2 separate regions of the Homo sapiens genome follow, and region 2 is linked to region 1. Evidence: chromatin loops called from intact Hi-C (ENCODE). Cell type or tissue: PC-3. All regions are shown on one strand.

Evidence for each region. Peaks named below come from ENCODE experiments on the same cell type or tissue, not always from the same donor. Only the 100,000 strongest peaks of a DNase experiment are listed, where the experiment ranks them.
Region 2: a loop joins it to region 1, with 8 times the contacts of the local background. A loop is called at or near these places in 10 of 110 quality-filtered maps.

What each region holds. Positions count from the first base shown.
Region 1 is chr12:85,072,833-85,080,832 of GRCh38, forward strand. LRRIQ1 (leucine rich repeats and IQ motif containing 1) reads left to right here. Exons shown (of 27, transcript NM_001079910.2): 11 at 75-266. Among named protein-coding and RNA genes, the nearest start is that of LRRIQ1, 40 kb to the left of the region's middle. In PC-3, a CTCF peak has its summit at 3,969 (motif pointing right); a DNase peak (open chromatin) is centred at 4,059; H3K4me3 peaks cover 485 bases; H3K27ac peaks cover 471 bases.
Region 2 is chr12:85,915,628-85,923,627 of GRCh38, forward strand. No RefSeq gene overlaps it. Among named protein-coding and RNA genes, the nearest start is that of NTS, 45 kb to the left of the region's middle. In PC-3, a CTCF peak has its summit at 4,919 (motif pointing left); no DNase peak of the experiment used is centred here.

The sequences.
Region 1 (8,000 bases):
TCATATAAGCTATAACCACTTGCATTTATTAATTCGTCTTATATATTTGGTCTTAATTCTGTCATCCTACTCAGGATATTCCTTCTTTCTGGAAGAAAAACTTGTTGACAATGCAGGGTTCTGCCATCACTTGGGCACCTCCACTTCTTACTTATCCCTGGCACAAGTCTGGATTCCAACTGGATTATGTTGGTCCTGGATACCTATTACCTCACTTACAAAAAATTCAGATTGTAATTTCCTTATCTCCCACTTATACTGGAATTGTAAGTTGTGTTTATTTTTTATTTTGTTACTCTTTATGGATTTCTAGAGGAGGTATGGGGAGGGTTGGATCTAGGCAGTCACCATCATCTCCTTTATTTTTTTAAATATAGGTAAAATATAGCTGTTTTCACAAAATAAGCTTTATTTTGCAAACATTTCAAGGCATACTTTTGAAAATATAACATATAACATGCTTTAATGTGTTTATTTGCCTGCGTTCTTGTGCTGCCTGCTTTGGATTACTATGACTTCTTCCATATGGAAATGCTGATAGTTTTGACACAAATATTTTTACTTTAAAATTTTAGTTTAAAATAATTTTGTTGTTGTTGGAGTGAAGGCAAGTGCATTGATAATGTATGTTACTATATTGGCACACACTGAAGCAAACTTTAAAAAGAAAAGAAAGGCTGTTTGTAAAAAAAGAAATGCTTGAATTCCCGTTTACTTCATTTTCATTGCCAGCAGTGCTGTACGAATTTTTTTGGTAAGTAGTGGATTTCCTGGCATAGGATATCAGCAAGATTTATGTGAAAACTGCCATAGTATTAATTGATAAACCTGAGATATCTCTGTGCATGCAGTACAGAGCAAACAAGGTAAAAGACTTCTTTGGTGTCTGTTGGGTACAATGAAAACACTGTATTTATTGAGTGTGAGAATAGTATACATGAGAAAGTAGATTTTCTGAAGAGCAGTTGGAGTCTGTTTTTCATCTTCAGGAAATGCTTAGAGATTCTGGTTGAGCTAAGTGAAAAGCATAGATTTTGTCTTTCAGTGATATATTGATGCTAAGAACTCTTATGAAGGGAGACAAAGATAGATTTGTGTTTGTAAGTTAGTGAGTTACTATTCCATGCTATAATATTTCTTAAGGAGGTGAAATAAAATTGGAAGCAATACCACAATATTTCACATTGGTAGTTTCAAGTTTAATTTGTTTCTAATTCTTACTGTGCTATAGTTATCACAGTAGTTAATATGTAATGTTAACTGTATTCTTTTTATTAGAAAATATTAATGTACATATTTATTTGGTTGATACTATTTGCATTTAAGTGAATGAGAATAGTGAATGTATCAATCTTTTTAAGGCAATTTATTTGAAATTAGTTATGAATGTTTTCCATTCTAATTAAACTATGCAATTGTAAAAACAAAAATATAACGTGAAATATTCATACCAGTTTTATTTTATTTTTTAATTTTTATTTTTGTGGGTACATGGTAGGTGTATATATTTATGGGATAATGTGATGTTTTGACATAGGCATGCAATGTGAAATAATCATATCATGGAAAATGGGGTATCTATCCCCTCAAAGATTTATCCTTTGTTTCTACAAACAAATTACAATCTTTTAGTTATATTAAAATGTAAAATTAAGTTATTATTAACTATCATGCTGTTGTGCTATCAGATAGTAGGTCTTATTCATTCATTCTGTTTTTTTTATATATATATACATTAAGCAAGCATCCCCAACTCCTCCCAGCCCCTTACTAACTTTCCCAGCTTCTGGTAACATCCTTCTACTCTCTATTTTATGACCAATTTTAAATAAGAAAATCTTTCATGTTGTCCTTTGTTTGAAATTTCCCATAAGTAAATTTAAGGCAAAATTGGTAAAACTGTGTTTTCTATATGAGATGTGGCAAAAAATATATTGAATGAATGTTGCCACATGATTGTTAAAGTTTATAAAATGGTTCATGGAAAACCTTTAGTCCTTTGAGTCAGTATTTTTCAGTTAGTTTTTAAAGTAAGAATAGCCAAAGCAAATGAAAAATGGGATTTATAACTTAAAATCTAGTTGTCTTTATTTCTCTTATTTTATGTTGAATTTCATTGACTTTCTAGCAGAAAATTTTGAAACTAAATTAATTTTGAATAAATCCATATTTGAAAAAAGTTATTTTTTACATTTTATTTACATAAAAATACAATTAAGTGTTATACAGTAATAGATAGCTTTCTTACCAATAGGTATTTAAGTGCTTTATACAAATTAACTCATTTGCTTTTCACATCACTGGCATGAGTTAGGTACTATTAAATATTTTCGGCTGGGCACAGTGGCTCACGCTTATAATCCTAGCACTTTGGGAGGCTGAAGAGGGAGGATCACTTAAGGCCAGGAGTTCAAGACCAAACTGGGCAACATAGTGGGGCCCTGCCTCTACAATTTTTTTTTATTAGCTAGGTGTATTAGGCCATTTATGCCTTCCTATAAAGAAATACCCAAGACTAGGTAAAAGAAAAGAGGTTTAATTGGCTCATGGTTCTGCAGGCTTTACAGGAAGCATGGTACTGACATCTGCTTGGCTTCTAGAGAGGCCTCAGGAAACTTACAATCATGGCAGGAGGCGAAGCTGGCGCAGGCAAGTTGCAAGCAAAAGCAGGAGCAAGGGAGACAGAATGTGGTGGTGGTGGGGATATTGCCATACACTTTTAAATAACCAGATCTTGTGAGAACTCTATCTCCAAGACAGCACCAAGCCCTGATGGATCCCCCCTACCCCAATCATGATCCAAACACCTCCCAGCAGGCCCCACCTCCAGCATTGAGGATTAGAATTCCACATGAGATCTGGACAGGGACAAATATCCAAACTGTATCACTGAGTATGGTGGCATGCTCCTGCATTCCCAGCTACTCGGGAGGCTGAGTTGAGAGGAACTCATGAGACTGCAGTGAACTGTGATCATGCCACTGCACTCCAGGCTGGGTGATAAAGAGAAACCTTGTCTCAAAAACAAAAAAAAAAATTCTGACCCCACCAGATAAGAAAACTGAGACACAAAGAAGTAAAGTAGATTATCTAAAATTACACAGCTAGTAAATGATAGAGACAGGATTTGAAACTCAGCAGTCTATCTCTAGTGCCTAATTTTTAAATTACCTTATTCTTCTATTCTTCTACTTTTTAAATAAATATACATTTCATAATTAAGATTACTACTATTTTTATACTACATTAAAACTCTTTATGCTGAACAAATGTAATGATTTTGACATTTTTTCAAAATAAATTTATTGAGTACCTATATGTATAAGCGCTTTTTCAGCACTGAAATATTTCTGGGGATGTAGCAATAAACAAAATAAATGATTATCTTGACTTTTTCCACACAAAACAAACGACTCTCTTGACTTTAATATCATAGTGATATACATTTTCTCTATATATATGGAATTGGAATAAGTTATTTCTTTTATTAAATATTGAATAAAAATAAAAATAAATATAATGTTAACATGTAAGAGTAAATGATCATTTTTATATTCTTGTTCATGATGTATCTGTTTCTGTTTAGGAAAACTTTAATCTGAAAAAATATTTCTTTAATTTAAGCAATATATTTGCCAATTTATAAATTTCACATCATATATTCCTAAAAATTATCATGTAAATAGTAGAGATACTAAGAGTTTTTTTCCTTCTTTATTTTCTAGATAATACTGCTTTCTGGAAAATTGCCCACTAGTATTGTAAATATGAAAGATATGGAAATAATTTAACATTTTCACATAGGCTTGATTGCTGTGTCGTGGCTCATAGTGCTTGGAATAATTCTTGCTTTCAAATATTGTCTTTGAATCATTGGGAGGAAAAATAAAGTAAGAACTCTAGACATTTTGCTTATAAGAATCTTTTTCACTATTACCTATTCAGTGATTTTTTTTTTTTTTGGAGTCCACTAGATGGTGCTAGCTTACTTGTTAGTTTTGAAGGGCAACACAATGCTTAGTGTAAAGCTGAAAGGGATCTTAGGTATCTCGCCAGTCTAGGCTGCTTAGTTTACAGATGAAAAAACACCCACATAGTTTTCATCTAACTCATGGCAGAGGTAGGGCTGGGATCCAAGTTTCCTGATTCCTGTTTCAGTATTACTCTTTCTATACAACATGTATAATCCTGAAGTACTTTTGCACTAAAATTAAAAAGTCTCAAGTGCAACTTTGTATATTTGTATGTGTGAATGAAAAACCATCAGACATGGCAATCAGTGAACAGCTGAAGGAGGTTGATCTTCAGTGAAAAACCTCCAGCCTAATTTAACATTTTTAATTTTGCTGTTCCTTACAGAATTTTCTCCCCTGTGGCAGGAATGTTTTATTAGACCATTGGCTCATTTCTGTGGGAAGAATTATTTGAAATAGATATTTGTAGAAAGTATGGCCAAAAGTTAATTTTGCCATGGGCATGAGCCCTTTGAAGAGTAAACACACTTGACTTAAGTTTTATTTTGTGAGATCTAGGAAACTTTAAAAGAGCTGTTAAAAGAATATATTTAACCAGTAAGCTAAACAATATTTAAGCAAGTCTTTATTTGTATTATATTTAAGTCCTTTGAAAAGGCTCTTTAATATTTTTGTGGCTATTGTTTGTTTTATTTTGAATAGGGCAGGGGAAGAAATATTGGATATTTTATCTGGGAAAGAATAATTTTCTTAGAGGTGTTAAGGAATTAATGGTATCCTAAGATAGGACTTGCTATAAGTTTATTTTACTCAGTTGTCAGCCTTTATTTGACATTAAAGAATTTGTAAAATTAGGACAGGCATGGTGGCTTACACCTGTAATCACAGCACATGGTGGCTTACACCTGTATTCACAGCACTTTGGGAGGCCAAGCTGGGCAGATGGCTTGAGCTCACGAGTTGGAGACCAGCCTGGGCAACATAGTGAGACCTCATTTCTACTAAAAATAAAAAAATAAAATAAACAAAAAATAAGCCAGGTGGGCTGGTGCATGCTTGTAGCTCCAGCTACTTGGGAGGCTGAGATGGGAGAATCACTTGAGCTTGGGGGATCAAGGCTGTAGTAAGCCGAGATCACACCAATGCACTCCAACCTGGGCACCAGAACGAGACCCTGTCTCAAAAAAAAAAAAAATTGATTAAAGACAAAGGGTAGCAACTTACTCTAACTTCATTTACATCTAGAACCCGCCCACCCCTTCCATCCAAGTGCATTTATGGAATCGATTACTGTTTAATCAGTTGTGAATAGAGTTTTTGGAATGTATATTAATATTGTTTCTCCTTTAATGTTTGACTCAAAATTCAGCCCTCTCTGAAGCCTTATTTGGTCACCACAAATTTATAGTTTTAAACTCCTTGTTTTATTAAGAATAATTATTGGGAAATAATAATAGCTATCATTTTTAGTAGCTATCTTGTGAAAATCCTGTATAATATTATTTTTAATCCTCATAATGAGGTGAAGTTACCCTCACTCTATAAATAAAAAAGCTAAAGCTCAGAGAAGTTAAGTCACTTGTCTACCTTCAAATAGCTAGTTTGGGAGTAGGCTTGTTTTTTACAACTCAGGACAGCCTACTTCAGAACCTATATATTTTTGTTATGCCACCTGCCTGTTGATTAAGTGTGGTACTGATAATATTAGCAATGACTTCATGATTATTGTAGTTCAATCTTTTTATTCTTATATATTTTTTTACTTTAAATGTTTTTGAGGGCATGCTATTTGGTGCCTGCAAATTTATAACTGTTACATGTTTCTGTTAAATTGACCAGTTTCATCATTTTAAAACGTCTCTTTTCATAGGTAGTAAAGCTTTCTGCTTTAGTCTTCTGTGTCTTATATAATTAAACGAGCTTTATTTTAGATGCAGGACTGTTTTACATTCTCAGAAATTATTGAGGACCTCTCTCAAATAACTTATTTGTATGGGTTATGTCTAGCAATATTGCCAAGTAGTCGAAAAAAAATTTTTTTACGTTTTATTAATTCATTTAGAATTTCAAATAATAAAACTTTTGGATTCACAAAAATTTTATAAATGTTAATTCTGTTTTCTAAACAAAGAGTTATACTGGGAAGAAGGGTGTTGTTACACATTTTTGTAAATCTCTTTAATGTCTGACTTAACACAAGACATCTGGGTTCTCATATTTGCCTCTGCAGTCAATTTGCTATAATATCACAAGTCATGTAGCCTCTGGAAAACTCCACTATACTCTCTTGACCAAATGAGAGTGAAAAACCAAATAGCATTTTGGAATTATTATGAAAGCAGTACTGACTTTACAGAATCTTTAAAAGCATCTCTGGGAGGTCTCTGGACCACACTTTGAGAACCACTAGTTTAGTGTTCACATGATGTATCTTTATCTTTTTTTTTTTTTTTTTTTTTTTGAGATGGAGTCTCACTCTGTCTCGGCTTACTGCAAGCTCCGCCTCCCGGGTTCAAGCAATTCTGTTGCCTCAGCCTCTTGGGTAGATGGGATATTACAGGCGCTCACCACCATGCCCGGCTAATTTTTTGTATTTTTAGTAGAGACGGGGTTTCACCATGTTGGCCAGACTGGTCTCGAACTCCTGACCTTGGGGTCCGCCTGCCTCCACCTCCCAAAGTGCTGGGATTACAGGTGTAAGAGCTGCCACCATGCCCAGCCTCTATCTTTTTACTTAAAATATGTCTACAAATTTTGTTTCCAGTTTGTCTCTTTTTTGTAACACGAAAATTTGTTGATTTTGTTATTGCTTTATCTGGACTGGCTTACAAACTCTAGCTTTGATTTGTAGCCATTAGTCCTTAGCAATTAATTAGTTATATCATTAATTTCATATAATCATTGATGTATTTGAGATTAAACCATCTTACTATTTTTTATTCTGTTCATTCTGCCTGCTTTTTTCTTTTTGCCCTTATTTGGTTTGACTGAGGTTTTAAATTATTTCATTTTTTCCTCTTATATTTACCAGCTACATATTATTTTTCTATTCTTTTAGGTTACTATAGAAAAGATGACTATACCAATGGTAGTATTATTATGTAATAATATAGTATAAACTTTCCATTGCTCTTTATTTTGTCTTTCATCTACAATGTTCCTTCTGCCCAAAGAATATCTATTAGTATTTCCTTTATTGTAGGTCTGCTGGTGATGAATTCTTCAGATATTATATGCTTAAGTATGTTTTTAATACACACGCGCACACACGTACCCACAAATACATATACGTACGTGTGTGTGTCTATTTGAGGTATAGACTTACCATTTGTATTGCAATTTTTGCATTGTAAATATATTTTATTGTATTCTAGCTTTCCTGGCTTAAGTTGATCCTTGAAATATAATTTTCTTTTTCCATTTTTGAGATTTTTTTCTTTGTCCATTTTGGTTACCTTAATATTCACTCTGTCTGAATTCATTGTGCCTCCTAAATCTGTGGCTCAGTGTCTGTATTCAATGTTGAAAAATTCCAAATACACATGTTTTTATGATTTAATATATGTTAACAGATATAATTATTATATGTAACAATATATATTTAATGTAATATAGAGGGCATAATATATTTAATGTCTTTTATATGAGATGTATGTCCTATACTTTTCTTATATATGTATATTTTTTATAATTATACTCAAAATTATTGTATATTTCATTTGTCTCCATGTATTTCTCTGGATATTTTCTTTTAACTCAATTTACAGTTTCCTAGTCCTTCAAGCACATCTAATATAATGTTCAATCTATCCATGAAAGTGTTGTTTGCAGTTGTTGTAGTTTTTGGTTTTAGAATTTTTACTTGTTTTTTTTTTTACTTGACATTCAATTTGCATTTTTATAGTATCTAGTATTCAGGTATTTAATTTTAACTTTTATTTAACGTGTTCAGCAAAGTTTTTTTATATTCTGTGTCTGGTAACTTCATTATCTGGATTTCCAGTGGGTAGTTTCTATTACTTGTTG
Region 2 (8,000 bases), 840 kb after region 1:
TCAATCCAGAGGAGTAATTGGTAATGATGTAAAACTTGCCACCTCCATCATCTGTGACTAAAAGCTAGAACACACAGCACCTAAGCAATCTGCCTCTGTATCAAGGTCATACTCATAAAACGAGAAAGAGGTAGAATCACACAGCTTGATACTCTGGCCCATGGGTCAGAAAAGTTGCCATAAATATGTAAAGGAAAGAAATATCTGTGATTTGATAAGACAGCAGGAAAATTTATGCAAACTTGGGAGTGGGAAAAAAAGGCTTTTCTCCTTTCCATAGCTCAGTGATAGAAAGTGAAGAAAGACTTCAATTTTTTAATATCAAATGGAAAATCGAATCAAATATGAAGTTTGGTATATTTTGAAGATTTTTTTCTAAATAATAATAGTGATCCAATTTTTACCTCTAGGATGGGGTGGCCTGAAATAGATCAAGTCAGCTGTCATTGACTATATTTATAAGATAGCAAAATACATATGTGAAAAATGAAATATTTTCAGTAGATTTTCACTCAAGGCTATTTAAATAGAATAATTCAGTAGAAAATATTGTTAATGTATACACACTTATTGTATTGCCTAGTCCAGTGTATTTACATGAAACGATAGTTTACTGAAATATTAATTTCTTTTTTTATTGGGTTCTTTGATGAAGTAGGCTCCACAAGGCCTATTGTGACCACTTCTTCAAGATACTGCTCATAAACAATGTCATGTCCTGGAACTGCTCATTACATTGTAGGTTCAACATAACTCCACAATTTTTGATGCCTGGTCATTAATATAAGTCATTTCCTATGGCCATTGTACCTCAAATTGAGATGTAAAATGCAGAAGATACAGCTTTCAAAAGGTAGTTTTAGCAGCCCTACAAGGTTATTAGGCTGATGTTTCATGGTGACATCGTTAGTAATGCAAGAAGTTCGAGTGCCCCCTACTATCCCCTCCTTCCTCGGAGTTTCCAATGACCCAATGAAACTCTTATAAAGCAAGTGAAGTATGATGTCCACCTACCCCATTGTGCCTTCTGTGAGAAATTGGGAACTTCGGAAACCAATTTCACCAATCAGTCCCACAGTCTGACACTTCTTCATGCTTTGCTGAGTCTGCCCTAACTTCTCTAGGATTTATTTGTCAGACTGCTTATTTTTGGCAAGCCTCTGGGCCCACTGCTCTGAGGAAATATTTCACACAAAGTTTGGAAAATTATCTGATAAGCAAAGTTTAAAAGGAATACAGGCCTGAGCCAGCACACCCAGCCCATCCATATTTTTATATGTAACTGTAATTCATTTATTTTTATCTCTAAATGAAATTCATAATATATGTTATTCATTCTTCCCTTGATGGACGTTAGGGTTTTGTTGTTGTTGTTGTTACTAATTATTTTCATTTTTATTTTTTTTACTAGAAAGCTGAACTACTTTGTAAAGATGTTATGACAATTTATAATTTCACTGGCTGTGTATAAGAATTCTTTTGTATCTTCACCTATGGTCTTATTAAAGACCTGTCAGTCTTTTTAATTTTTGCCATTCTCAGGTGTACACAATGGTATTGAATATTGGTTTTAATTTGCATTTCCTTGATAACTAATAAGGTTGAACACCTTTTCATATCTTTACTGTCCATTTAATATCCTTATTTTGAAGTGCCTGTTCAAGTCTCTTGCCTGTTGTTCTGTAGTGAAATCTTTTTTATCTATTTGATTCCTAGGTGACAAAATTACCTAGAAATCAATAAGAAAAAACTATACATGCTCTATTGATGATATGCACTATAAACATATTCTTAATCTAATTTGTGGCATCTTTCATTCTTAAAATGGTGGCTCAAAAGAAATAATTATTTTAATTTTAATGTAGTCATGTATTTGTAAAATATTTGTAAATATTTTTAATGCTTAATACTTCTATACTTCTTCTTCTTCTTTTTTTTTCATGGAGTATTGCTCTGTTGCCCAGGCTGGAGTACAGTGTCGTGATCTTGGCTCACTGCAACCTCTACTTCCCAGGTTCAAGTGCTTCTCTTGCCTCAGCCTCCCGAGTAGTTGGGATTACGGGCATGTGTCACCATGCCTGGCTACTTTTTGTATTCGTAGTAGAGATGAGGTTTCACCACGTTGGCCAAGCTGGTCTTGAACTCCTGACTTCAAATCATCCACCCACCTCAGCCTCACAAAGTGCTGGGATTATAGGCGTGAGCCACCGCACGCAGCCAATCCTTGTTTTTAAGACAACATCCATCATCTTGTGAATTTTTATTTTGTTATCTCCTAAGAGCTTTAGTGTTTTGCCTTTCCTATTTATATCCCAAATTGACCTTGAAATTACTTGTGTATCAATGTAGAGAAAGGATGAATTTTCTTTTTTTTCCAGATGAGTATTCATTTTTCCCAGAATTATTTATTGAAAGGCTTTTACTTCCCCACTATTCTACAGTGCCGAATTTATCATGAATTAAGTGTTCACTTACTTAGTTTATAGTGTGTAATACTCTACTCAGTTGCATTTAGCAATTTTCTATCCTTGAAGTAATATCACACTCATAATCACTTCAACTTAGTAGTAATCTTGATTGTTCATTAAACAAACCCTCCTACCTTTTTTTCTTCTTCAAGAATGTTAGTTATTTTTGTTACCCTTGTATTCCATTAAAAATTTGGAATTAGCTTGTCAAGTACCACACATACAAACAAAACCTGTAAGGATTTTTATAAGTATTGCATTAAATCTGTAGATCAATTTTAGAAAAATGAACAACTTCAAAATATTGAATTTTATAATCCACATACCTGGCATATCTTTTTTCTAACACTCCTTTAATCTCCCTCAAAAGTAAAAAAAGATAATTTTGCATAGAGCTCTTGCAATGTTTTGTTAAATTTATTTCTACATAATATTGTTATTGTTCTTATAAACAATAACTTAATTTGTTATCACTTCATAAAAATATACTTGATTTTTAAAAATATATTTACCTATTTAAGTCCTTTGTCCATTTTTGAATTGGGGTTTTTGTTGCTGTTTTAAGAGTCTTCTACAGATTATAGGTGTTAGTCCCTTACGAGACATGTGATTTGTAAAGCTGTTTTTTGTTTTTTTTTTTTCCTTCTGTAAGTTATCTTTTTACCAGCACCACTTTTACTGTTCTTTTACTATTGAATGGTCTTGGCACCACTAAGGAAGTCATTTGACCATATATGCCAAAATTAATTTCTGGGATCTTTAATCTGTTACAATGGACTGTAAGTCTGTCTTTATTCCAGTACCACAATGTTTTGATTACTGTAGCTTTGTAGTAAGTTTTGAAATAAGAAAGTATGAGTAATCCAATTTTGTTCTTTTTTGTCAAGATTATTTTGGTGATTTGAGGCCCCTTAGGTTACATATTAATTTTAGGATTTATTTTTCTATTTCTTTAGAAAACAATGTCGAGATTTTGATAGGGATTGCAATGAATCTTTAAATTGTTTGGGGAAGTATTGACATCTTAACAATTTGAAGTCTTCCAATTAAAGAATATAGGATATCTTTCCATTTATTGATGTCTTCTTTAATTTCTCTCATAAGTGTTCTGTAGTTTTCATTGTACAAGTCTCTCACTCCCTTGGTTAATTCCTAAGTATTTTCTTCTTTTTGGTACTATTGTAAACAGATTTGTTTTCTTAATTTTCTTTTTGGATTGTTCATTGTTAAAGTATAGGGTCACAAATAATTTGTGTTGATTTTGTATCCTGCTACTTTACTAAATTTGTTTATTCATTTTAAGTGATGTTTTAAGTAGAATCTTTAGGGCTTTCTGTATGCAAGATTATATCATCTGCCTTAGAAAGGAGCGTCACAATAATTTATCAAGAATTTGTCTCCATTTACTTCAATACTTTTATGGTGGTGAAAATAGGTTAGAATGACTATTGGTATATAAATTTAAAAGAATAATAGATAATTAAAGATATTTTGATGAGTGGCAGGTTATTTAAACACATTTGTGCTATAGATAAAGAAACTTAATGTCAGTTTATTTATTTATTTACTTTTGAGATGATGGAGTCTCACTCTGTCACACAGGCTGGAGGGCAGTGGCGCGATCTCGGCTCACTGCAACCTCCGCCTACCGGGTTCAAGCGATTCTCCTGCGTCAGCCTCCCGAGCAGCTGGGACTGCAGGCAGGTGCTACCACGCCAGCTAATTTTTGTATTTTTTTAGTAGAGACGGGGTTTCACCATATTGGCCAGTCTGGTCTCAAACTCCTGACCTCGTGATCCACCCGCCTCAGCCTCCCAAAGTGCAGGGACTACAGGAGTGAGCCACCGCGCCAGGCCTGATGTCAGTATATTCAAAAGCTTCGAGTTCTCTGACTGTGGAGTTAACCTTTGCTCCTCAGTTACTTTGAGGCATTGTAAATCCTGGGGCCTAATTCACATGGACCTCCTTTAGAATAATCAAAGATGAGATAAAAATACAGAATATTTTTATAGCATTTTAATTATCTTGGAAAATAGTCAAGTTAATTACTCTCTTTAAAAACTAAAAAACACAACTTCATTTCCTGATCGTACCGGAAAAAGAGAACCTATAAGTTATCTTTACACATTCCAATAATCTTTATTACATCACCTTATATGGCATTTTAAAGTTGCCATTAGCATAACTTATTGTTGTGATTGTATATCTATAAATAATCTTATATTTAGGAGTATAAGGCAGATGGGTTTTCTTGCACAATTCATAATTTCAAGGATGTGAACAGAGAAATAAAAATGATACAAAGATAGGTGCATAGATTATAGGATCTAATTTTGGAATTATAGACAAATTTCAGAGATGCACGGAAAAGACTACCTGTGACGATAAGCAAATCTAAAGAGGGCGTTTAAAATATATTTTTATTTTTTGCATTATATTGCCACCTAGTGGTTACAACAGATATGAAAAGCAAAGCTTTTATAACCTTTGATGTCAGAAAGCCTTAACAGTCAACAAATACTGAAAAGAGAGAAGAGATGAATACATTTTAATGTTACTTTCTTTTTTCATTTTCTCTGCTCATCTGCTTAGAGAGATAATCACTAGTTCTGTGGAAGGCAGGAGGGGAAATAATTCAGACCCTTCCCACTAGCAGTGACTATGGCTAAATTTCTGCTTACATACTTGAAGACAAACATACAGCATCAACAGGATATTAATTTCTTTATAAAGACTATACAGTCTAGACAGTATTTAATAAGAATATGTGCCCTACTAAATAACTCTGGCTTTTATTCTAAATAAATATTTTTCTTTTTAATTGCAAGGAGCCCTCAGTTTAGCTCAGAATTCCCTTGCTGAGCCACCATAAGAAAATGGTGCTAATACAAAATACAAATACAAAATAGTCTCCCCATCCCCTATTTCTCTATCTTTTTGCTGTATCTGGCCAAGCTTTGAATAGTCTCCCCTATTCAAATTTTTCAACTCATATGAAAAGAGAAATGCCAATTCGTTCTTTAACATTGTAGGCCAGCATTTCTTGCATAATATTATAACCAATAAAATTTGAGCTCAATGAATAATGACCATATATCACATTATATATTTTGAATTTTAAAATTAAAAAATTATATTTATATATTTATTTGTGTCCAAATTGGAATAAAAATAATTTTATTTATAAAAATAATTTTCATTTAATGAAGTTTAACAGTACAAAATAAGCTATAAAGCTACCACCTTTAAGTTGTTCATCTCCTTACCAACTAGTATATAAGGTCATATATTTTATATATGATTTTCTGAGGCTTAGTAGAGAAGGAAACCCTGGAAATTATAATATACTTAGAAAACCTGGTATATGTCCAGGGAAGTCAAATTTGTTAAAACATAATAAACATTTATTAAATAAGTGAAGGAATGACTAAATGAATGGATGGATGTATGGATGGACGGAGGGAAGGAGGGATGGATGGATGGATGGATAGATGGATAGGTGGGCTGGCAAACTTATAGAAAGAGGATTTCTCCTTCCATGAGTTCAAACATTAGACATTAAAAAAAAAAGTTCTCAATTTTCCCATGAATGAAACAGATGTCTTTATATCCTTGCTCCTTCTAGGAAGGCCCAACAGTGCCATTTTAGAAATTCTTTGAGAGAGAGGTGCCACTTAAAGTAAGCAATCCCCAGTTGCTCAATCTGACAAATCACTGCAAATAATAACATGTTACCAAAATTAGCCTCCCCCATGCCCCCCAAACAGGATATCAAGCAGTCTGGTAAGAGATATACAAATAGAAAATTGTTTCAAGGGATTTAGGTTCCAAAAGTGGTGGTGGTGGTGGTGGTGGTGGTGGTGGCGGTGGCGGTGGCGGTGGCGGTGGCGGTGGTGGTGGTGGTGTGTGTGTGTGTGTGTGTGTGTATTTATAGGCTTCTTGTGTCTTTGGAAAAACCATGTCATAGGACCTCCTAATTTACCCTGCGTAGGAATTCTTGTAAGCATTTGCAGTGCCCTGGTGCTCTTTGCCGTGTAGGGTTTCCTAAAACCTCTACTGATTAACTGTTTAATGTGGGCACTTTTTAACAAGAGAGAGTCCAGAATACAATAAGGGAAGGATAAAAATTTATATTCCTGACATGCACAGTGGGACCAGGGCCAGTGAGTTTTTTTCTGGTGAAAACATGCTGGCAAAATATTTGGCAGTACAATTAATGAAGACCTTTAATGAACTAACCAATACTAAGAAAGAATTCAGTGAAAAATTCTGTCAACAACTTTTCTAATAAGCCACACTAATAGAGAACTAGGATTTCAAAATGAGTAACTTTTCAGTAAAATTCCTTGATAAACTTTTTTTTTCTTATGAAATGCTAATGACTAAACAGTAAATATGTACAGCATCAAAATCCTTGGTGAAATCACAGGGCTATTTCAACTATAATGAAAACCGTCACCACTCTACAAAGAGAGACCTCATGATTTGCAGCAAAGTATCTGTCTGTTTTCTATTGCTGTTGTAGCAAATTACCACAAATTCACTAGCCTAAACCACACAAATTTATTGTCTTACTGTTCTGAAGGCCGGAAGTTTGAAATCAGTCTAAAAAGGTGTATTAGTCTGTTTCTGCACTGCTATAAAGATACCACCCGAGACAGGGTAATTTATAAACAAAGGAGATTTAATTGACTCACAGTTCCGCATGGCTCGGCAGGCCTCAGGAAACTTATAATCATGGCAGAAGAGGAAGCAGGCATGTCTTACATGGTGGCAGGCAAGAGAGAGTGAAGGGGGAAGAGCCCCTTATAAAACCATTAGATCTCATGAGAACTCCCTCACTATCAAGAGAACAGCATGGGTGAATCTGCCCCCATGGATCCAATCGCTTCCCACCAGGTACCTCCCTCAACACCTGGGGCTTGCAACCCAGATTATAATTCAAGATGAGATTTGGGTGGGGACACAGCCAAACCATATCAGGTAAGTCAAGGTATCTGCAGGGCTAGCTCCTTCAGGAGTCTCGGACCAAGGAGTCTGCTTCCCGGTCTTTTTCAGCTTCAAGCAGCCACATGTATTCCATGGTTTGTCATCTTGTAGCCTTTCCTCCATCTTCAAAGCCCATTACTCCAATTTCTCCTTACTTCATTAGGTAGCCATCTCTTCTGACTTTACTCCTCCTGTTTCCCTTCCAGAATAATCCAGGTCCACTAAATAATCCAGGATAATCTCCCTATTTCATAATCCTTAATTTATTCACATCTGCAAAGTTTCTTTTGCCAATATAAAGTAACATTCACAGGTTCCTAGGAATAGGATGTGAATATATTTGAGAGCTATTATTCAGCCTACAATGGTCTCTATGTATCTGAAGTAGATAGCTATACATATTTATATAGAGGGCAATAAATTTAGGGTCAGTTAGTAATTTAAATTATCATAGAGATATTTATGAACCTTGATAATAATTAAGCTCCTATTAAGCTCCTATTCATTCCACTTTTCAAAATATTGAACAATAGATTGCACTTA